Linked DNA regions of Homo sapiens: region 1 is linked to region 2. A link is a loop called in an ENCODE intact Hi-C map of the cell type or tissue named here. Cell type or tissue: ovary. All regions are shown on one strand. Links, peaks and the distances in the headings refer to the core of each region. The heading gives the core; the rest is flanking DNA.

Evidence for each region. Peaks named below come from ENCODE experiments on the same cell type or tissue, not always from the same donor. Only the 100,000 strongest peaks of a DNase experiment are listed, where the experiment ranks them.
Region 1: a loop joins it to region 2, with 7 times the contacts of the local background. A loop is called at or near these places in 35 of 110 quality-filtered maps.

What each region holds. Positions count from the first base shown.
Region 1 is chr5:118,991,699-119,004,007 of GRCh38, forward strand. It overlaps a transcript of DMXL1-DT not described here. Among named protein-coding and RNA genes, the nearest start is that of DTWD2, 9.3 kb to the left of the region's middle. In ovary, for the core only: no CTCF peak of the experiment used is centred there; no DNase peak of the experiment used is centred there.
Region 2 is chr5:119,340,873-119,353,181 of GRCh38, forward strand. It overlaps LOC102723444 (a long non-coding RNA gene), which reads right to left. Exons shown (of 5, transcript XR_007058912.1): 3 at 9,510-9,593; 4 at 8,095-8,252; 5 at 1-5,572. It also overlaps a transcript of TNFAIP8 not described here. Among named protein-coding and RNA genes, the nearest start is that of TNFAIP8, 9.0 kb to the right of the region's middle. RefSeq lists enhancers at 13-142, 203-252. In ovary, for the core only: no CTCF peak of the experiment used is centred there; no DNase peak of the experiment used is centred there.

The DNA.
Region 1 (12,309 bases), core at 1,722-9,721, 350 kb before region 2:
GAGACAGGGTTTTACTGTGTTGATCAGGCTGGTCTTGAACTCCGGACCTCAGGTGATCCACCCGCCTCGGCCTCCCAAAGTGCTGGGATTACAGGACTGAGCCACCGCGCCTGGCCACTTATTTTTCTTTTAAGTGAAAACCAAGTTTATTAGGCAAGCAAAAGAATAACAAATGGCTACTCCACAGGCAGAGCAGCAGCTTAGGCTACTTCATCAAGGATACTTTTTTTTTTTTTAATTATTATTATACTTTAAGTTCTAGGGTACATGTGCACGACATGCAGGTTTGTTACATATGTATACATGTGCCATGTTGGTGTGCTGCACCCATCAACTCGTCATTTACATTAGGTCTATCTCCTAATGCTATCCCTCCCCGCTCCCCTCACCCCACAACAGGCCCTGGTGTGTGATGTTCCCCTTCCTGTGTCCAAGTGTTCTCATTGTTCAATTCCCACCTGTGAGTGAGAACATGCAGTGTTTGGTTTTCTGTCCTTGCGATAGTTTGTTGAGAATGATGGTTTCCAGCTTCACCCATGTCCCTACAAAGGATATGAACTCATCCTTTTTTATGGCTGCATAGTATTCCATGGTGTATATGTGCCACATTTTCTTAATCCAGTCTATCATTGATGGGCATTTGGGTTGGTTCCAAGTCTTTGCTAATGTGAATAGTGCCGCAATAAACATATGTGTGCATGTGTCTTTATAGCAGCATGATTTATAATCCTCTGGGTATATACCCAGTAATGGGATGGCTGGGTGAAATGGTATTTCTAGTTCTAGATCCTTGAGGAATAGCCACACTGTCTTCCACAGTGGTTGAACTAGTTTACAGTCCCACCAACAGTGTAAAAGTGTTCCTGTTTCTCCACATCCTCTCCAGCACCAGTTGTTTCCTGACTTTTTAATGATTGCTATTCTAACTGATGTGAGATGGTATCTCATTGTGGTTTTGATTTCCATTTCTCTGATGGCCAGTGATGATGAGCATTTTTTCATGTGTTTTTTGGCTGCATAAATGTCTTCTTTTGAGAAGTGTCTGTTCATATCCTTTGCCCACTTTTTGATGGGGTTGTTTGATTTTTTTCTTGTAAATTTGTTTAAGCTCTTTGTAGATTCTGGATACTAGCCCTTTATCAGATGGGTAGATTGCAGAAATTTTCTCCCATTCTGTAGGTTGCCTGTTCACTCTGCTGGTAGTTCCTTTTGCTGTGCAGAAGCTCTTTAGTTTAATTAGATCCCATTTATCAATTTTGGCTTTTGTTGCCATTGCTTTTGGTGTTTTAGACATGAAGTCCTTGCCCATGCCTATGTCCTGAATGGTATTGCCTAGGTTTTCTTCTAGGGTTTTTATGGTTTTAGGTCTAACGTTTAAGTCTTTAATCCATCTTGAATTAATTTTTGTATAAGGTGTAAGGAAGAGATCCAGTTTCAGCTTTCTACATATGGCTAGCCAGTTTTCCCAGCACCATTTATTAAATAGGGAATCCTTTCCCCATTGCTTGTTTTTGTCAGGTTTGTCAAAGGTCAGATGGTTGTAGATGTGTGGTATTATTTCTGAGGACTCTGTTCTGTTCCATTGGTCTATATCTCTGTTTTGGTACCAGTACCATGCTGTTTTGGTTACTGTAGCTTTGTAATATAGTTTGAACTCAGGTAGCATGATGCCTCCAGCTTTGTTCTTTTTGCTTAGGATTGTCTTGGCAATGTGGGCTCTTTTTTGGTTCCATATGAACTTTAAAGTAGTTTTTTCCAATTCTGTGAAGAAAGTCATTTGTAGCTTGATGGGGATGGCATTGAATCTGTAAATTACCTTGGGCAGTATGGCCATTTTCACGATATTGATTCTTCCTATCCATGAACATGGAATGTTCTTCCATTTGTTTTTGTCCTCTTTTATTTCATTGAGCAGTGGTTTGTAGTTCTCCTTGAAGAGGTCCTTCACATCCCTTGTAAGTTGGATTTCTAGGTATTTTATTCTCTTTGAAGCAATTGTGAATGGGAGTTCACTCATGATTTGGCTCTCTGTTTGTCTGTTATTGATGTATAGGAACGCTTGTGATTTTTGCACATTGATTTTGTATCCTGAGACTTTGCTGAAGTTGCTTATCAGCTTAAGGAGATTTTGGGCTGAGATGATGGGGTTTTCTAAATATACAATCATGTCATCTGCAAACAGGGACAATTTGACTTCCTCTTTTCCTAATTCAATACCCTTTATTTCTTTCTCCTGCCTAATTGCCCTGGCCAGAACTTCCAACACTATGTTGAATAGGAGTGGTGAGAGAGGGCATCCCTGTCTTGTGCCAGTTTTTCAAAGGGAATGCTTCTAGTTTTTGCCCATTCAGTATGATATTGGCTGTGGGTTTGTCATAAATACCTCTTATTATTTTGAGATACGTCCCATCAATACCTAGTTTATTGAGAGTTTTTAGCATGAAGAGCTGTTGAATTTTGTCAAAGGCCTTTTCTGCATCTATTGAGATAATCATGTGGTTTTTGTCTTTGGTTCTGTTTATATGATGGATTACATTTATTGATTTTCGTATGTTGAACAAGCCTTGCATCCCAGGGATGAAGCCCACTTGATCATGGTGGATAAGCTTTTTGATGTGCTGCTGGATTCAGTTTGCCAGTATTTTATTGAGGATTTTTGCATCAATGTTCATCAGGGATATTGGTCTAAAATTCTCTTTTTTTGTTGTGTCTCTGCCAGGCTTTGGTATCAGGATGATGCTGGCCTCATAAAATGAGTTAGGGAGGATTCCCTCTTTTTCTATCAATTGGAATCGTTTCAGAAGGAATGGTACCAGCTCCTCCTTGTACCTCTGGTAGACTTTGGCTGCAAATCCATCTGTTCCTGGACTTTTTTTGGTTGGTAGGCTATTAATTATTGCCTCAGTTTCAGAGCCTGTTAATTTGTCTATTCAGGGATTCAGCTTCTTCCTGGTTTAGTGCACCAATAATATTTATAGTTATTTCTTGATTATATGTTAAACAAGGGGTGGATTATTTATGAGTTTTCCAGGAAAGGGGTGGGCAATTTCCAGAACTGAGGGCTCCTCCCCTTCTCAGACCACACAGGATTACTTCCTGATGTTGCCTTGGCATTTGCAAACTGTCATGGTGCTGATGGGAGTGTCTTTTAGCATACTAATGCATTATAATTAGCATATAATGAGTGCTGAGGACGACCAGAGGTCACTTTCTTGGCCATATTGGTTTTGATGCGATTGGCCAGCTTCTTTATCACATCTTTATGACCTGTACCTTGTGCTGACTTCCTGTCTCATCCTGTGACTTAGAATGCCTAACCTCCTGGGAATTCAGCTCAGTAAGTCTCAGCCTTATTTTACCCAGCTCCTATTCAAGATGGAATTGCTCTGGTTCAAACGCCTCTGACATATTTCCCACCTTCCTTTCATACGAGAACCCTTAATGCTAAGGGTTTTAGAGGGACAAAGATCCATCTTCTGTAGCTTCTTCAGGCTGAATAGGGGTGATGATATTCCTGCCTAACTACTAGGGTCTCTTGTATTTGGGGTAGAGAGGAGCTTAGTCAGAAAGCATCAGTATGGTGAGGGCCATCCATAACTCTGCAAAAGGTGATATCTGGAAGATTAATAGGTGTCCAATTTAAGATAACATTGAGTAAACTTACCCTGAATTCTTACACGGAGAGTACAGCAGCAACATATTCCGCAACAGTAAAACAAAACTATCCCAAGTAAACTAGTTAAGAAAGCTTTCCATGAACTGGGCAATTTGAAACCAAGCTGATATGGTGTCACTACCTGATTCCAATATATGCCCAGAATTACAATATTGATCTATATTTTTACATTATCCATCCCCCTTGTTTTGTTTGAGCAGCAGGCAGAGATCACTGACTGGTTCACAGGAATGAGTGTTCAGTCTAAATTGCAGGGAAAACATCCTCAAAAACAACTGATGAGGTTACAATCTAATAATAACTGTACCATAGTTCTTGAAACATAGTTTTTCTCTCTTCAATCTCCCATTTTTACTAAATACAAATCATGGTAAAACCAATTTGCCTTATTATACTTAGCCTGATTATTTGTATAAAGTGCAGCAGGAATAATTATTTGCCGCATAGGCTTATTTTAATTAGCTTTGATGGAACTTTTGTTCCATCAAAGGAATCTTAGATAAGACTTTTTTAAAAGCCCAGCCCAGCTATGGGGTTGTACTGTCAAATACCTATGAGTTGGGTAAGTTCCTCTTCTCTTGAGATCCCAAGATAATTTGGGGCTTCTGGGCCTGTCAAAAACTGACATTCTTTACTTACCACAGGTCTGGAACTCTATACAGGGACTATGTAGACAGGGTATGAGGTGAGGCCAGTTTCCCAAGGGGTTTTTATTGGATTTATAAGTCAAATTTGATTCCTTAAAAGAAAGCATGCTATTCCAGTCAAAACCTTGGTAAAATAACCAGTGTCTCCAATTGTGTCCCGTTACAAAAGAAAACAGATACTTATTGCACTTATGCAAATAACTATATTGCCATAAATTGAGAATGCTCACAAATAATTTCCAATTCTGGAGAAATCAGGTAGAGAGAAATAAATATGCTCCAAATTTTGTTCACAGGAATAGACTTTACTCAATTGATAAAAGCTGTAAGTAACTTGAAAGTTTTCTTGGCTCTGAAACACAAAACAAAGGATCAGCAATGTTTTAAACAAAAAAGTCAAAAAGATTACTTCAGTCTTCTATTAATTCAGTCTATGTAATTAACTCCTGTTGTGCTTGATATTCATGAACATTCAGCTCTCCATGCGAGTCCTGAAACTTTTTTCGTCTACTGTAATGTTACAATCTCCAAAGTTATTAGAAATGTGCACTTAAGAGCACCTGTCAAAGTCCTATAGCTGATTATAAACCACCTTTTGAAGAGGATCAAAATTAGACAATTGTCTGTGGATGACAGTCTTAGGTCAGCCACTATTAAGAGCCACAATTGACAAGAAAATTTGGTTACTTCTTTGGCATACAACAATTTTACATAACAATTATAACTATTAATAACAAAACTAAGTCATATTAGAATTATGAGTTTACATGATTTTGGAATACACACCAATTACATTTATACAAATACAGCCCAAAGAAAGCCAAATACCATTTTATATTTGACTACACTTCCTGTATGATTTTTATTTTTATTTCTATTTTTGAGTCAGAGTCTCACTCTGTCACCCAGGCTGGAGTGCAGTGGTGCAATCTCAGCTCACTGCAACCTCTGCCTCCTGGGTTCAAGTGATTCTCCTGCCTCAGCCTCCCAAGTAGCTGGTATTACAGGCACATACCACCACGCCCAGCTAATTTTTGTGTTTTTAGTAGAGACAAGGTTTCACCATGTTGGCCAGGCTGATCTCAAACTGCTGATCCCAGGTGATCCATCTGCCTCAGCTCCCCAAAGTGCTGGGATTACCAGTGTAAGCCACCATGCCCGGCTCTACATGATTTTTGTACCAAATAAGCCAAATATGTCTCTTTTGAACTTTAGGGGACCTAATATCTAAAAGATTAATTAGGTCAGAGAAAAACGTAATTTAGAGTATGATTTTGGAAAGTTTGTCAGACATCAAAGGTTTAAAACACGATAACATAAAATAGAATCCCAGGCCACCATAAGTTATTCATTCAGGCAAAATGATGACTTAAAAATATTTTTAGAGGCAAAAACCTTTATTCATTAAGAGGGAAGACTTAGCTTTCTAAACAATCTGTGTCTTTTTTTTTCTTTTCTTTCTTTTTCCTATAGTTTATTTAAAAGGCAAACAAAAATCTTTCTTTTTTTTTGATAGTACATGAAAATCTTGTTCAAGAGAGAAAACCAAATTTTACCCTTTGCGTTAGTGTACTATTAATGTCAACCCCAATTTTTAATAAAACTTTATAGACAAATCTATCCAATTTTTATGTCTGATCATAAGGTAAGATTCTCATAAACCTTTTACAAATCTTTACAAATTTTTGTTAAAGAACAGATTAGTGCTGTAAGAAAAACCTGTTATGCCTTTATTCCAATATTCCAAAGGGTATTCCAATGAATACCCTTTTAACTTTAGCCAATATGTTCACACATAGAATTTCTTTTACAAGATTAATTTTTCACAAATCTTCCACAACTTACTCAAACCTTCAGCTTTATTCTACTTAACTTAAAACAATCCTTTAACCGTTTAGGCACACAAAAAAATCTACATTCTCATGACATCTTATAATCTTTTACAAAAAACACATTTCGCTTTCCTTACACATCTTGCATGTAAAGCTGTTTTTATTTCCAAGATTACTAAAGTCATGTGAACTAAAAGGCATTAAAGTTTTTACTTTTCTGACAAAATATTTGAGTTAAGCGTTTATTATTTTTAAAACAAATAAAGCTCTTTCTTATGTAAACATCACACACACGGCCAGGCGCGGTGGCTCACGCCTGTAATCTCAGCACTTTGGGAGGCCGAGGCAGGTGGATCATGAGGTCAGGAGTTCGAGACCAGCCTGGCCAACATGGTGAAACCCCATCTCTACTAAAGATACAAATATTAGCCAGGTATGATGGCGGGTGCTTGTAATCCCAGCTACTCAGGAGGCTGAGGCAGGAGAATTGCTTGAACCCAGGAGGTGGAGGTTGCAGTAAGCCAAGATCATGCCACTGCACTCCAGCATGGGTGACAGCAAGACTCCATCTCGGGGAGAAAAACTAAGTAAATAAAAATCATACAATCTCCCTCTCCCTCTCCCTTTCCCTTTCCCCCTCCCCCTCCCCCTCCGCCTCCCTCTCCGCACGGTCTCCCTCTGATGCCGAGCCGAGGCTGGACTGTACTGCCGCCATCTCGACTCACTGCAACCTCCCTGGCTGATTCTCCTGCCTCAGCCTGCCGAGTGCCTGGGATTGCAGGCACGCGCCGCCACGCCTGACTGGTTTTCGTATTTTTTGGTGGAGGCGGGGTTTCGCCGTGTTGGCCAGGCTGGTCTCCAGCTCCTGACTGCGAGTGATCTGCCAGCCTCGGCCTCCCGAGGTGCCGGGATTGCAGATGGAGTCTCGCTCACTCAGTGCTCAATGTTGCCCAGACTGGAGTGCAGTGGCGTGATCTCGGCTCGCTACAACCTCCACCTCCCAGCCGCCTGCCTTGGCCTCCCAAAGTGCCGAGATTGCAGCCTCTGCCCGGCCGCCACCCCGTCTAGGAAGTGAGGAGCATCTCTGCCTGGCCGCCCATCATCTGTGATGTGAGGAGCGCCTCTTCCCGGCCGTCATCCCGTCTAGGAAGTGAGGAGCGTCTCTGCCCGGCCGCAACCCTGTCTGGGAACTGAGGAGTGTCTCTGCCCCGCCGCCACCCCATCTGGGAGGTGAGGAGCGTCTCTGACCAGCCGCCCCGTCTGAGAAGTGAGGAGCCCCTCCACCCGGCAGCCACCCCGTCTGGGAAGTGAGGAGCCCCTCCGCCCAGCAGCCGCCCCATCTGGGAGGTGTACCCAACAGCTCATTGAGAACGGGCCATGATGACAATGGCGGTTTTGTCGAATAGAAAAGGGGGAAATGTGGGGAAAAGAAAGAGAGATCAGATTGTTACTGTGTCTGTGTAGAAAGAAGTAGACATAGGAGACTCCATTTTGTTCTGTACTAAGAAAAATTCTTCTGCCTTGGGATGCTGTTAATCTATAACCTTACCCCCAGCTCTCTGAAACATGTGCTGTGTCCACTAAGGGTTAAATGGATTAAGGGCGGTGCAAGATGTGCTTTGTTAAACAGATGCTTGAAGGCAGCCTACTCGTTAAGGGTCATCACCACTCCCTAATCTCAAGTACCCAGGGACACAAACACTGAGGAAGGCAGCAGGGCCCTCTGCCTAGGAAAACCAGAGACCTTTGTTCACATGTTTATCTGTTGACCTTCCCTCCACTATTGTCCTATGACCCTGCCAAATCCCCCTCTCCCAGAAACACCCAAGAATGATCAATAAATACTAAAAAAAATAAAATAAAATAAAAATCATACACACATCACATATAAATATAGACAGAAGAAGATCCAGTAATTTTAAGATTTTTCATTTGCCAGTTTTTTTAATTACTGACTCCAGGGTGGAGCCCTTGGAGGAACAGGGCCAGGAAAGCATGAAGTTCCTATGGCCTAATAAGCAGGCACAGCTGAAAGGCAAAACATCCCTCAAAATTAAGGGTCTCATTTTTTACCAGATCCTGGATCCCAAAGAAAGAGAAGTGCTATGGAATAAGACAATGCAGTGATTTTGCCATGCATTTGATTGCAAAGCAATACAAAGCCAATCAGCCCATTCTGTAATTAGCCCATCTTTCATGAGAGTCTTACCTCTCAGTAGCGGGTAGGGACATTTTCATTTCTTTTAGGTAGCCAAAGGCATGCTTCTCTAATCCAAACATGCAAAGAGCTATCTCCCCATAACTTCCATTAGCCAGCCCCAGAAGTACATTTCCTATCTAGTTATTACAACCAAAGCTCTCTCATAGTGTGAAGTAATTTCTGCTAACCCCAAAAGTCAAAACCATTAGATAAGGCAATGCAAAATACAACAGAGCTTTAGATTTTGAGAAGGATTTATCTGCTTTCAATTCCAGGGGTTTCATGAGGAAAACAGAGGTTTTTCCCAAAACAGGGTCTGTGGTGCCTCCTCTGTTTTTCCCAGGGAGTCCCATAAAACTTGAATATCCACTTTTAAAAAGCTGACTTTTAACCATAGTACTCTTTAAAAAATCTTTTTAAGTCTCTTATTACATGACTTTAGCCAGGCCAAACAGCCAATATTTTTGTGCTCAGAGAAAGGAAAATTCAAGACAGTTAGTGGAGGGGAAGAGAATCAACAAATAGTGAAGGTCACACAGACAAACCAGAAAGGACTCATTCACTAAGCAAGGAATTGAACCCTGAACCTGGGCCACCATTAAGAAAAGATAAAGCCTTAGCCACTAAGCTACAGCATTGGGCAGTTTCTGATGCTTTTTCCCAGAAGGAGCCTAAAGCATCCAATTTTGTGCTTTGCAATGGGTTTTAACTGCTCAAGACAATTTTTAGAGCTGACTATGACATGAACCCTAAAATTCCTTTTCCCTGGAAAGGGGAGAGCAAGCAAAAGTACTGCCACATGATTACAAGGACATTTTTCAGTGTGTGGTCTCTGGGCAAGATGTTTGTCCTGAGTAATAGAAAAGATAAGAAAGGGAAAGGAAAGGGAGAAAAGCATTGCCTGAGGCAGGGTGGGGAAGGCAAGGTGCTCAGGGAGGCCAGAGAAAGACCCACCCAATGCAGTGACACTGAATCAAAAGTTCAGGCAGCCACTTGTCAGTTGGGGAGGGATCTTTTCCAGCAGCTCCGTCAGCTCTAAAGTTTCCCCCTTTGGGGATGAAAAAGCTCCCCATGCCCCACGGTCCTGTACATGACTAACCCTGTCACCCATAGCCTTCAGCAAAGAATGCAAGGCAGATTAATCCAAAGAGAATAGTGGTTAACTTCCCATAATAACAAATCTATTTTTAACCAAAAGGGACTTTACTGAGAGGGTGGTCTCTAACCCCCTAAATCTTAGGGAGGACTCTAACCTTCCTAAGTTCAGCCTTGACCCTAAGTTTGGTCAAGCATCCTTGCCTTTTATTAAGAGGGGCTTTTAACCCACTCTGTCTTAGGAGAGACTCTAACTCCCCTAAGCTGGGCCTCTAACCCAATCCCATCCTTTACCCAGGTACAGCACCACTTACCCAGAGTCAGCCAATCAGTGCTGCAGTCTGTTTCCTTTGAGTCCGGGGTCTCCTCAGTATCACTTCTTTGGGATTCATCAGGAAGATGTTACCAGAAAGGGGTCCTGATCCAAACCCCAAGAGAATGTTCTTGGACCTCACACAAAGAAGAGTTTGAGGCAAATTCATAAAGTGGAAGCAAGTTTATTAGGAAAGTAAAGGAATAGAGAATGGCTACTCCATAGGCATAGTAGTCAATTTAGTGGCTTTTTAACAGATACTTTTTTTCTCCAACCCCTCCTACCAACATACATTATTTATCTTACAGCTCTGTATGTCAGAAATCTGACATGGATCCCACAGGACTAAAATCTAGATGTTGGCAGGCTGGATTCTTTTGGAGGTTCTAAAGGATAATCTGTTTTCTTGCTTATCTAGGTGTTGGCAGAATTCAGTTCATTGTGGTGGTTATTTTCCTGCTGTCAGCTAAAGGCTAGTCTCAGCTTCTAGAGGTAACCCATGTTCTCTGGCTTATGGCCCCCATCCTCCATCTGTGAAGCCAGCAGGGGCAGGTTGAGTCCTTCTCATGTTCTGAATCTCTCCTGCCTCTTTTTCCATTACATCTTTCTAACCAACTCTCTGCCTTCCTTTTCCACTTCCATTTCTACCCAGATAATCCAGGATAATCTCCCTATTTTAAAATCAAATGGTTATCAAACTGAATTCCCTTTTGCCGTGAAGCAACATATTCATAAGGCTTTATACCAGAGGACAAAGATCACAGGGGTCAAAATTCTGCCCACCATAAATTTGCTCGCCTGAATTCCTGCTTGCAAATTCATACAAACTACATATGAAAAAAATGGAAATATATTTACCAAAAAAATCAATATTTCTATCAAGATACTGAGATTAAAGGTCTGGGTGTGTTTTTCTTATATCTTACAGATATTCTACACAATGACCATGTAAATACTATTTTTAGAAGAATATGGAACGTTAACTAGACATCAACATCTAATAATGGTCTGTTTAATACCAAGCTATATAAGTGGAAGATAGTTTCTATTAATTCCCTTCTTTGGTTAACTTGCTGACCTTTCCTTAATAATGTATTTCTAATTTTTTCTTTTCTTTTTTGAGACGGAGCCTGCTGTTGCCCAGGCTGGAAATGCAGTGGCATGATCTCAGCTCACTGCAACCTCTGCCTCCCAGATTCAAGCCATTCTCCTCCCTCAGCCTCCCAAGTAGCTGGGATTACAGGCGTGTGCCACCACAGCTGGCTAATTTTTGTATTTTTAGTAGAGACAGGGTTTAGTAGAGACAGGGTTTCACTATGCTGTCCAAGCTGGTCTCGAACTCCTGACCTCAGGTAATCCACCTGCCTCAGCCTCCCAAAGTGCTGGGATTACAGCCATGAGCCACCACACCCAGCCATATTTCTAATTTTTTAATGTGAGTTAGTAGTGAGTCCAGTGATGCTAATATTTAATGCAAGGTCCTCAAGTACAACTATCATGATTATTTTTATATAAGTTATTCTTAAATGACTTCGTTGATGATAGAGAGGTCTCCTTCTTTCTCTCAACCTCCAGGTTGAGATAGTTTTTCTTAGGGCAGGGCCTTCCTTCACAGCTTCATGCCTTTCACCCTTTCACCCAAATTGTCACCAATATGTCCTGAACCGTTTCTTTATTAGTTATACCATTGGTATAATGCTTGTCTTTTTGTTTCTTTAAGTTTCCTGACACTAGCTATCTATAAAAATGTCTTTTTCTGCCTGATTTTCCTCAGGGATCTATTCTAATTTTTATATTTTTTGGCTGTGCAGTGTTGCTTTTATATTTTCTTAAAATTCTAGGTTAATTAAATTGGATATTTATTATTTCTTCTTTTTCACATGTGAAGACCCACTATATTACTTCTTATCCACATATAGAATATATAATCTTAAAATAATCTTAGTCTTCTGCCTGTAGGATTTCTTTTTAGAGGAATGTTGCATAGGCTGAACTAGAACTCCTGGCCTCAAGCAATCTTTCTACCTCCTGATTAGTGGGAATTATAGGCACCGACTGCAGCAAAGGATTTTTTTTTCCTTTTTTTTTTCTCCATCTTGGTGAATACAGGGATTTTTTTTTAAAGCACTTTATTTGCTTGGATTTGTTTGTTTCACCAATCAGTTTTATAACAGGGTGTGTATATATATATATATAAAATATGTAAAATATATAATATAAATTTATAATTACATATAATATAAATTTATATATAATATATATTTTATATATATATATATGTGTATTTTTTGTAGACAGAGTCTCACTCTGTCACCCAGGCTGGAGTGCAGTGGCTCAATTTCCCCTGGGTTCAAGCCATTCTCCTGCCTCAGCCTCCTGAGTAGCTGGGACTATAGGTGCACACCACCATGTCCAGCTAATTTTTGTATTTTTAGTAGAGACAAGGTTTCATCATGTTGGCCAGGTTGGTCTCGAACTCCTGACCTCAAGTGATCTGCCTGCCTTGGTCTCCCAAAGTGCTGGGATTACAGGCATGAGTCACCACA
Region 2 (12,309 bases), core at 2,886-10,885:
GAATAGAGGGGTCGTTTCCTTTGCCGAACCAGAATTGGATGTTGGCTGCCAGGCTTGTGTTCTGGGACATCCAGATGTCGGGGTATTGTGGGAGCGGTGCACATGAAGGAAGCTCAGTGACTCCTGGCAGGTACTTCTGTTATAAAGCGGTTTCAAAGCCGTAGACACCTTTTATTCAGGGCTGGTAAGCTTCACTGGTGTTTTTGGTCTCCTGCTTTTTTTTTTTTTTTTTTAAATCTGATTACAATGGTGTTGCACACTGTTGTGGTTTATCGTTTTTTAGTGATCCTGTTGCTCAATAACCCTCCAGTGCTCTGCTCTGAAACAGCACCAGAACTCCACCTAAGCGAGAGATTGCTTATTTGTTTTTAATGTTAGTCTATATAAGTCAATGGTCCCAAACTCAAATGTCCACAGGAACCAGGCAAGTAATATGAATGTGTAAATAGTGCTCTATGTGAACAATCTCAAGTCGTGAGACCTGTGGTAAATTTAGAAACAACAGGTCTCATCTAAAGGCATTGAAGTTCAGTTAAAAAACTTAAAACAAACAAAGAAACAAAAAACTACATGAGGTGGGTTCGGTCCCAAGGCTACCAGCTTACGATCCTTGGGCTATAAGCCATCTGACTTCAACTATCACTGCTGTGTTTGCTCAGTCTCAGAGGTACCGTATTTATGGATGTGAGCCTTTTATAGTTTCATTTATATACTTGATTTCAGCTTTTGCCTTAGATGAGAAGACTGGCTAACTCTGGGATAAGAGTGCCACCAAAATTTTCACCCACAGATTGGAAGCACATCAAAAGAAATCATATCTTCACGGAAGTCATTTTTTTTTGGTTCCTGGCCTTTAGGGGCTGAATCTGTTTAGAGAAGTAGAGATGGAAATCTCAATCAAAACAGTTCTGAGTATTTTACATCATTTAAAAAAATTTGCATCACTGAAGAGAAGGAACCCTAATCATTTGAAACTCTCACTTCTGCTTTGCAAGTTGTCTGCTGGCTATATTCAGTCCTCTTTGTCTTCTTGGTCTTAGGCAGGCATGGGGTTAGTGGCCAGGGCAGAACTGGGAATGGGACAAGTTTGTGTTCATTCTTCTCCCTACCCTTGTAACAGCCTTAATTTCTGTATCTCTGTTTCCTATCTGGGGTGCCCTCTAGTCCTCATCTCTGAAGGGAAGGAACAAAGAGATGAGTGAATTCTTTACTCTTAGCTGTTAGTCATCCACCGGCTTTTCCTCCAAGGGATGTTTAGTGTTTTTAAAAGAACCTGATGGTAGAACAGAAAATCAGAGTTTAACCCAAGGTATCACCCTTCTAATGATAGTATTTCCTGTACTGCTAAGAGCATAATCTGGGGCTTGGTAGCCTCTCAGAGATAGCACCTTGTGTTGTCCCCTTTAGGTTAGAGCTGCGGAACCAGCACCAGCCACTGAACATGAAGAAGGTTTTGACTTTATCTTTTTAAATTTGCATTATTCAGACCCATGTCAGAGTCCACGAAAATTCTTGCAAATGTGTTTTTGTAAGAGCTGGGTGTCACCCTGCTTCCCCGTATTTGGTGTTGGCCAATGGGAGAGTTATGGGAATGTCATATTCCTTCCTCAAAGCCACTTAAAGCTGTGCTAAATTTGCAGGGTTTTTTTTTGATAATGCTTTCTCCTCAGGGTACTCTCTCAACTTACTCCCTTCAGGAAAATTTCTTGAATGAATAGTCCACCAGTGCTGTCTCTGCTTTCTCAACACCAGATCATTCTGCAACCTCTTGCAATTTGGCTGCTATCTCTAGTCATGTTACTAAGTTATCTTTCTCAAAGAATCTCCATTGGTCACCCAACCATCATAGCCATTGGTCTTCAGCCTTCACTTCTGACTGGTTATTCTCTACCTGGGGGCATTTTTCTTTCTTTTCTCCCTCTCTTCCTCTTCTTTGGCTGGCGTTACTTTTTTCAGTCTCTGAAGGGAAGCTCACTCCTAGGAGACTTGCTTAATAGAATGTTTATCGCCTGCATGTCTTTAGCAAAGAGGTGTCTGGAATTCCCATCTGGGATTTATTAGTCTAAATATTCAGGTGGTCCAGTGCCGGATGTTAGTTCTTAACTTAAAGGAAACAAAGTTTCCAATCCGAGGATGGTGAGATTGCTGCTGTTCTACAGTGGGCAGCCGCTGCTGGTGTCTTGCTTGCCCTGGAAATGCCATCAACTGAAATGGAATTTTGTTCAATCCATCTTATTAATAGTTCCTAAAGCAATTGTGGTGGGGTTGATAGGTGGCTAGTAAGGTTGCCTCTGTAAAGATAAGCACAATCCATTAATTAAGTCTGGAGTCCACTGGACTTCTACCGGGGATGTTTGCATTTGCTCGGCACTCTGTTTATAAGGATGTCGAAGGAAGTGCGTCCATTCTGTGCATGTTGTAAAACAGAAGGTTTGCAGCTGTCAGATTTATTTTTTTCTTGGCTCCTTTTCTGACAGAACTTTTGTAAACTTGATAGTTTTATAGATTGTCGAAAATTACTAACCTCGGTTCTGCAGATGCCATGCAGATTTTCTTGTCTTGTTTTCTTTCTTTGAAGATAGCAGATATTTATGTACATAGTTTCTTGTAAGGTACTTTTTGGGGAAGAGGAGATTAAGATTATTCTTATATGCTATCATAATTCAGTATTATGAAATTATTAAATGATTATTTTATTAGTTATATAGTGCTTTGAAAGTGTCCAGCATGCATTGTATGCTCTAGAAAGGAGAACAAACAAATGCAAGGTATAATCTTGTGTTTTAAATAGCTTATGGAGCTGCCTCAAAGACAACTAACATCAAGATTATCAACTTTAAGTATAGCACAAGTTCACTGTAGAAGTATAGGTCCACTGTGGGCTTCAGTAGGCTTTTAAGAGGAGTTGGGACCTGAGTATGGCTTTGGGTAGGGTAAAAAGCGGATATAACAGCTGAAAAAATAGACCAGCAGCAGCTGCCCCCGCTGTGTGACCACACAGGGTGTCATGATTCATCATAAGGTTTGTCTCAAGTAATTTCCAGTTAATGAAAACAAGTGTCAAAAATTTCTGAATGATTCCTTTTCAAACCACTCATATCTATGTGTGTGTGGGCGCACATTCATGATTTTGCCTCAAGTAGCATCATTCACACTCACTTGCATTGCCATTGCTTTCTTTGAGAGTGAGAAGTTGGTACTTCAGCTGGTGTATTAGTCTGTTTTGCATTGCCAAAAAGAAGAACCTGAGTAATTTATAAAGAAAAGAGGTTTATTTGGCTCCTGATTCTGCAGGCTATGCAAGCATGGCACCAGCATCTGCTCAGTTTCTGTTGAGGCTTCAGGAAGTTTTTCCTCATGGCAGAGGTGAAGAAGGAGCAGATGTGTCACACAGAGAGGGAGCAAGAGAGAGGGGAGGAGGTACCAGGCTCTTTTAAAGAACCAGCTCTCGCATGAACTCATAGAGCAAGGACTCACTCGTTACCATGGGGAGGGCACCAAGCCATTCATTAAGGATCCACCTCCATGACCCAAACACCTCCTATCAGGCCCCACCTCCATCACATTTCAACATGAGGCTTGGAAGGGACAAACATCCACACTGTAATAGCTGGCATCCTGGGAATGGGGCCTCACCCACAGCCTGTCCTATTGGTGTTGCCTTCATGGGTGCAAGGACTGAGGCAGCCAATTCTTGTGTGGCAGGTATGAATTAACATATTTCTAGCCTCAGTGAGCATTTGAATTTTCAACCCACTGTCTTGTTTAAGGGAAACTAGCTTAAAATCTGTTAGGCAACGCTAACTAGAGATGATGGCTTTACTGACTGCTGCAGGAATGGAGAGAAAAAAAGGCCAATCCAGGAAACATTTTGATGTGAGATTAGAAATAAGGGGAGACAGAGCAGCATAAGTCAAAGATAATTGTAAGGTTTGTAGCCCCCAGTGCCTAAGTGAGAAAAATTTATAAAGAAATATAATATTAAGTACGGTTAATATTAAGGCTCCATCTGTGCCTTCAGGGATACCCCTAGATAGGGCGAGCCTAAGGAACCATTCAAGCAGACAGGTCCTAATGGCAGCTGGAAACATGTAGGCTAGAGCAGAGCCTTCCAAATGTTCTTGGCTCATGCACCCTTAGTGGTCTCAGTAATTTTTTTCATGCCATTTCTAGGACAAAAGAAATACTTAGCAGTTTCATTTGTTAAGTACTTAGTTCCAAACAACTTAGTATTTCTGTATTGATAACTTTGTAGTTGTACAAAATAATACATATATATTGAAATATTTAAAAATAATGTTTTTACGTTACTCTTCATTTCTTAATGGAATGTATGTACCTGTTGGGCATTGCATATATTGGTCAGGGTCTAATGAGAATATAAAGTACACAGTAATTTAAAGGAAAGTTTAAAATAAACAAGTATTAGCTAGGAAAACAATATGACAGTTCCTTTAAAAATGAAAAATAGAATTACCATATGATTTAGCAATTTTACTTCTGGGTATATACTCAAAAGAATTGAAAAGGCATCTCAAAGAGATATTTGTAAACCAAAACCCAAAAGGTGGTAGCAATCCAGGTATCCATCTACAGAAGGATGTATAAACAAAATGTGATATACACATACAATGGAATATCACCCAGCCTTAAAAAGGAAGAAAGGAAGGAAAGTCTGACCTGCTACCATGTGGATGAATCTTGAGGATGTTAAGTGAGATAAGCCATCACAAAAAGACAAATACTCTTTAATTCCACTGAATGTAAGTTACCTGGAGTAGTCAAATTTATAGAGACAAAAAGTAGAATGGTGGTTGCCAGGGGCTGACAGGAGCAGAGAATGGCGAATTAGTCTTCAGTGGGTACAGAGTTTCAGTTTTGCAAGATGAAAAAAGTTCTAGAGATGGATAGTGGTGATGATTGTACAACAATGTGAATGTACTTAATTCTCCTGAACTGTATATTTAAAATTATTAAGATGGTAAATTTTATACTATATGTATTTTGCCACAATTTTTAAAAAATACAAAAGAAAACTGTTAAGAAAAAGAGAAGTAGTTCACTATAATGGGGACTAGCTAACAGGAAGTAAAGAGAACTTTAAATAACAGAGGAATAGCAGATATAAGGAGCAGCCCCTACCCGTGGGCCGTGGGTCTGATAGAGCACCCAAACACATGCTTCTCTCTGCTCCAGACCTTGCTGGAGAGGTCATGGCCTGCTGTGGCTCCTGGGCTGGCAGAGAAGTCACTGGGGTGCTATGCTGGCAGAACTTGCTAGAAATCTACCCTCTAAGATGCTAAGGAAAGCTATTCATGTGGAGGTCTTTCACTGGATGCATTCTGCTGCAAAATCAACCGAGAGGGATGCCAGTGGAAGCTGCTGGAGGCTGGGAGGTGCTGACCATCATGTTCAGCAGGAGCCAGTTGCTGAAGAAGGTGTGGATACTCTAGGAGCCATGCGTGTTTGCAGCAGCCTGCAGAAAGAGTGTACCGGAACCAGGAAGGAAAACTGCTTCTTTCTGTAATGTCTCTACAGTACTCTCCACTGATGAAGCTTAGAATGGTACCAGCTAACAAAAGAAAAAATATGTAAAGGTCCCTTCTGTGTCTTCACATAGTGAGTAATGAAGGGTGAATTTCGAGCTGTGAGGCAGTAAACTTATTGCAGTTCCTCAAACTTAGAAATTGGGTTGAATCCCAATACCCTAATTTCCTGTTCCACATCACATTTCAACTAATACTTGCCTTTTATCACAGCAACCACCAACAACCTAGCTTTGCAAAGAAATGACATCATCAAAAGGAAAATAACACAATATGTTAAACTGTGAATTCGCTTGAAATAGTCATTCATGCAAGCATCTGAGAAATGTTGTGTATTGCTTTGTTTCCCTCAAAGACAAAATATCCTGCACACCTCTGTGAATTTGCTGTAGTGCCCTGAGGTACACTGGCACATAATTTGGGGACCTCAGAACTAAAATCATGTCTTTTTCAGCAACTCTTGACCGCATCACTGTAACATATGAGATTGTAAGATGCCAATTTGGTTAAGACTACGAGTAATGTGTAAAGTGAAAATTGTATGGGGTCAGTATTATTTTAAAAATCCTCTTAGGAAGTTACCAGGTTGGAGGCTGATATACCATCTCCTATTAAGTATAAGACTTACTGCCACTGTTTCCTTAGCATTGAAACAGGTTGCTATTTCTTTAAGACCAGATACTAGAGTTAGCTTGTCTTTGAGGCATTTTGCTAAGAAACAATACCTTGCCTTAAACACAACATTCATTATCAGTGTGTGAGATGCTCACAGTGTAAAAGTCCATGCAGAGACTAGAGGGAGAAGAGGGAACAGCAAATTCCCAGCTCCTTCTCATGCTTACTCTGCAGCATAAAATCATTAGGGGGAATGGTAGCCAATGTACCCATTTAGATCATTTCTTTCTATCTGATATGGGCTGATTATATATCACTGAAATTGAGAAAATTAAATGGCATATGATGGGGCTTTGCTAAGTTCAGTAGTAAAATGTCTGTTGAAACAGACTTCAGATTGAAAAGGTTGGTGAATTTTAGATCTCCTGTTTGTACTAGGAAATTTATGGACTTAATATCATCTTTTTTAGGTAGGCTAGCACATTGTTCAGGTGAGCAGTTTCTCAGAAAATGCATTCATTTTCATGATGCCTACAACTTTGTGAATCATAACTAGTATATATTTCTGCAGCTCTTCTTTAAGGAGAGGCTGAGTAACTTAAATTTTGTAACCTGACCTATTCAAGAGGAAAAACTTCTGATGCATGCCTTTCACTGCTACCTGCAAAAATAACCTCCCATTTTTCCTGAAGCCCTGTTTGGGTAAGTTCTGCTTCAGTTCACATTTTCACCACCTGCTGAGTTTTTCTGTTGAGTGTCAGCCTTGGCTACTCGCAACTGCAAGCCTATGTCAGCCTTTTCTGTCTCCTAAGCAGTCATCAGTTGGCACAATTGTTAATAGATTCTACCCATGTCAGAAACTCAATGCCAAAATCAAATTATGGCAACTAGAAGTGGGTTAGACTTTCAAATAGATCTCAGACCAGGAGTCTGTGGTCCAGATTCCACAAATGGAGTACTACATTTGTCTTCTTTGTGCATTTCACATTTCAAATTTTGTTCAGAAACTTGAATAAAGCTCTTAACTGCTCAAATACAGTCAAGTAGGGCCCCTTACTCAACCTGTCTTGGCATTGTTTTCTGCCCCCTTGGAGTGAGCACACTGAGGAGAAAGATTATCACTGGGTGTCTTGAGCAGAGCTGCTTGCTTCTGAATGCTCACGATAATCAATAGCAGATGTGTGGTAAGCACTGGAAAGTTGCATAACTGTCTCACACTGAATTCAGCTACATCAGCCAGGCAATGTGAGGGGTCTCCACTAGGTTGTTGAAAATAAAATTTAGTTTAAAACCTATGTTTATCTCATCACAAAATTATTTCCTTGCCATAAGGAGTAAAGGCAGTGGTTAGAGTGGAAATAATTTGACAATTACTGCCCTTAGACTTGAATTTTAGTTTAGTATACACAGGAACTTTCTAACGGTTAGGATGGAAATGGAGTTGTTTTTTCAAGGAGGCTGTCTCTGGTAATAAAGTTTGTCAAGGCAATTCTGGATGAATGTCTGTTGCCGGTGATGTGATAGGAGATTGCTTCACCAGCCAGGTAGAGGATTAAACAATCTCTGGCTGGGCACGGAGTCTCACGCTTGTAATCCCAGCACTTTGGGAGGCTGAGGTGGGTGGATCACCTGAGGTCAGGAGTTCAAGACCAGCCTGGCCAACATGGTGAAACCTTGTCTCTACTAAAAATACAAAATTAGCCAGGCAGGGTGGCACATGCCTGTAATCTCAGCTACTCGGGAGATTGAGGCAGGAGAATTGCTTGAACCTGGGAGGCAGACGTTGCAGTGAGCTGAGATTGCACCACTGCACTCTAGACTAGGCAACCAAAGCAAAACTCCATCTCAAAAAAAAAAAAAAAAAAAAAAAAAAAGAATAGACAACATCTAAGGTTTCTTTCAAGCCTGAGTTCCACACTGTGATTTTTGATACCTTTTTCCTTCTGCTGCTTTTCTGAAGGAAGGCTGAGGATGCCTTGGTCAGATGTGATGTCGTGCTGTCCTGGCCACCTCAGCCCCACCTTTCCTCTTCTTCCTGGTGAATCCCTTCTGTGGCCCCTCTCATGCTGTTTCCATTTTGACCCCATTCACCTGAGCACAGGAAAGAAATTCAGCCCTTTTGTTTTCCTTTTCCATTGCTAGACCACACACATTAAATTGCCACACCTATCTGGAATATTTACAGAGCCAGCATTTAGGGCCTCCATATAGACACTCTTAAACAATCTGGGACAATCTGGCCTTAATCATGATTATATTTGGAAAAGTGAAGAGGGGAACCTCATGATTTTCAGTGTTCCATCATGTTCTTTACTCATTTCATCATTATAACAACCCTGTTAAATAAGTGACTTCATTCTTATTGTACAGATGTGCAAACAAAAGCACAGAGAGGTTAAATGACTTTGCCTATTTTTAGAGGAAAAATGAAGAAATAATGAATAGGAAGAAAACCCATCTTAATGCAAATGAGGCACAGCCAGTGCTTGCTCCGCTGATGCGGGTGTCAGTAATCAGGGCCAGGTCTCCCAAATTGAGTCTGGTGTTCTTTTCCTTGCTCCTGGCAGCCCATATCCGATGAGGCTTACTGAACTTTTAATTAAGGTCCTTACTGAACTTTTGATTTAAAAAAAAGATTCATAGTTTCAGGCAGCTGAATAAATAGAAGCTATTGAATTTATAGCATATTTAAAGCATTGAATATCAGGAATTGAATGGCTTCAGTTTAAAGCTGTGATCAAGTCATTTGAACAGAGAGATTTGACGATGGTTCAATGCTAGAACCATGGCCAGCCATAAACTCTATGGGGACCTCCCAATATTAGCAATCTTTGAGTTACTCCTCTGCAAAATAAGGGACTTGGATTTTATAGGAACAGTTTAATACAGTGAGAAAGTCTGGATATAGGAGACAGGAGGCTTAGATTGCATTCATTGTGGTCTAAAGAACATTATTACTTAGTTTTGTGACCTTGAGCAAATCATGTAACCTCCATTTCTTTAATTACATATCTGTAAAATGAGTATGATGACCCAAGGGGGCTAATTTGGGAGTCTAAATAAAACCTAATACAAGACATTACTGCTAAGTACATCCAGCCCTCCATATCTGTGCGTTCCATATTCATGGATTTGGCATCTGTGGATTCAATCAACAGCAGATCAATAATATTCTGAGGGAAAAAAAATTCCACTAAGTTCCAAAAAGCCAAACTTGAATGTGCCGCTACTATGTTGAATTTACGTGAATGAAGTGCTATGTAGCCATTGTATTAGGAATTATAAGCAATCTAGAGATAATTTAAAGCATATGGGATGATATATGTAAGTTATATGCAAATACTTCACCATTTTATATGAGACTTGAGCATCTTCGGATTTTGGTATCCTCAAGGGTCTTGGAACCAATCTCCCACAGATGCTGAGAAATGACTGTGTTATAAAAGAAGGACCGTGGGTCATAAATTGTTCAGATAATATTTTCTGACCTGATTTGGAGAGTATGCTTGTGTTTTATCATCTGCTAAAAGCTTTTTAACAAGGAAGATTTCTTAGAAGAGAAATACACCTAGAAAGCCTAGGAAACAAGCACATCCCAGATGTATTATTGTCTCTCTGTGTGTGCTCATCTCCGATGTCAGCAATTCTTCCCATTCTCTCAGAATTAGGCACTCACATCCAGAGCATTAGTGAATGTGTAGAATTTATGGGAGAAGTCACTGGGCAGACTGAGGAGAGGGATTACCCATAACTTCAAACTCCCAGGACTGGCCACCAGTGGCTTTCTCCTTCCCTCATCTCCACACTCATCCTCAGCATCTTCCTCTCACATGGTTCTGCCCCAGCCCACATCAGCCTCCCCAGTCTTATCCCAGTGCAGATGGTCCCTGACTTACAATTTTTTAACTCTATGTGTATTTGTGTGTGTGTGTGTGTGTGTGTGTGTAGAGAGAGGGGTCTCACTCTGTGTGTGTGTGTGTGTGTGTGTGTGTGTGTGTGTGTAGAGAGAGAGAGGGGTCTCACTCTGTTGCCCAGGCTGGAATTCAGTGTATGATCATAGCTCACTGTAGCCTTGAACTCCTGGGCAAGAGTGATCCTCCTGCCTCAGTCTCCCAAGTGGCTAGGACTACAGGCATGCACCACCATACTCGGTTAACCTTTTAAAAATTTTTTTGTAGAGTTAGGGTCTCTCTATGTTGTCCAAGCTGGTCTCAAACTTCTGGCCACAAACAATCCTTGCACCTCAGCCTCCCAAAGTGCTGGGATTAAATTCATGAGCCAGTGTGCCCAGCCTTACTCTATTTGTATTGTACTAAAAGTGATACACATTCAGTAGAAACTATACTTTGAACACCCATACAACCATTCTGCTTTTTTTGCTTTCAGTGCAGTGTTAAAAAGTTACCTGAGATAGTCAACATTTTATTATAAAATAGGCTTTGTACTAGATAATTTAGCCTAACTGTAGGCTAATGTAAGTGTTCCGAACACATTTTAGGTGGGCTAGGCTAAGCTATGGTGTTGAGTATGTTAGGTGTATTAAATATATTTTCAGCTTATGATGGTTTTATCCTGATGTAGCCCCATCGCTAAGTTGAGGAGCATCTGTACTCAGCACTTAAGGCTACTTGAGGCACAGAGCTTGATCTTCTGCAAAAGTGTATAAATGACTCCACTGTCATTTTAGCATTCCCTTTTTCAATTCTAGTATATACAATTTTCTTTTTTCTTTTTCTTTTCTTTCTTTTCTTTTTCTTTTTTTCTTTTTTTTTTTGAGATGGTGTCTCACTCTGTTGCCCAGGCTAGAGTGCAGTGGCACGATCTCAGCTTGCTGCAACCTCCACCTCCTGGGTTCAAGCGATTCTTCTGCCTCAGCCTCACAAGTAGCTGGGATTACAGGAGCCTGCCACTGTGCTCAGTTAATTTTTGTATTTTTAGTAGAGATGAGATTTCACTGTCTTGGCCAGGCTGGTCTCGAACTCCTGACCTTGTGATCCACCTGCCTCGGCCTCCCAAAGTGCTGGGATTACAGGGGTGAGCCACTGTGCCCGGCCATAAATACCATTTTCTTAAGGCTAAGAGAGCCAAATAACCTGGGCCAGGGAGAGGCCATGGAGAGATACCCACTTAGGCTTACTTGTGTTATGGAAGGGTAAATGTAAATGTGTCTGAGGATAATAGGAAGAACTCAAAGCCTACAGGCCTAACCAGGTGAGACCAAGACACAGATCTCTCCCGCATATGGGGAAACAGGAGTGACAGCCAACTTTTTATATAGATCACGGAAGCCTTCGAAGGCTTTCAAGGGTGTAGACAAAAATGATACAAGAGAAGTTGAAGAAGGTCTCAAAGTGAAATTGAAGGAAGCAGATTCAGCCTCAGCAGGTTAGAAAAAAAAATGACCATTTTTGGTGACCTGAAGTTTTTGCGAACTAGAGGCTATAGGTCCATAACTAGTTTACAGAGGTGCTTCATATTTTTCACTGCAGAGAACATATAACATTCTTGAATGTGAGTGGAATATTTGATACCTCCTAATTAAAAGGTACCTTGTCTTCCCAGTTCTGCCGGCTGGCCTTCTAATTTGTGTGAGTCTGAAAACTCACTGATCTCCCCTTTTCTTAACAGACATCTGGGGAGCTGTGAGCAAAAGGCCTAAAAGTCAGGCCTTTAAAAAAAACTCTTTGAACAGCTTTATTTAAGGCATAATTTGGAAAGAGATTTTTCTGCTGCCCTGTGATAAAGTTCAGTCGAGAGTTGGTGTTAATAAACCTTCCTTAGAACCAAGGTGACTTGGAAAGTTGAGTTCTTTAGGTCTGTGGTCAAATTAACAAAATTATGTCAATAAGCCCCAGGTGAGTAGGGTCAATTTACATATGACACACACAAATATTTGATTATACCTCAATGAATGAATAAACCTTCAGAATCTTAGCTACCATTTTCATTCTTCCATCTTGACACAAAAGGTGGGAGTTCCATTATTAGACACTTGCAGGAGTTCAACATAGTATTTAAATTTAAGTACAGTTTGTTATTAAATGAGAAGTGTTGCTAACTTAGTTGCAATTTTGTATCAGGCGGGCGGTAATAGTTTGTTGGTATGACTTCCATACATGTTGCCATGTGAAGGATGTTTGGGGTGTTT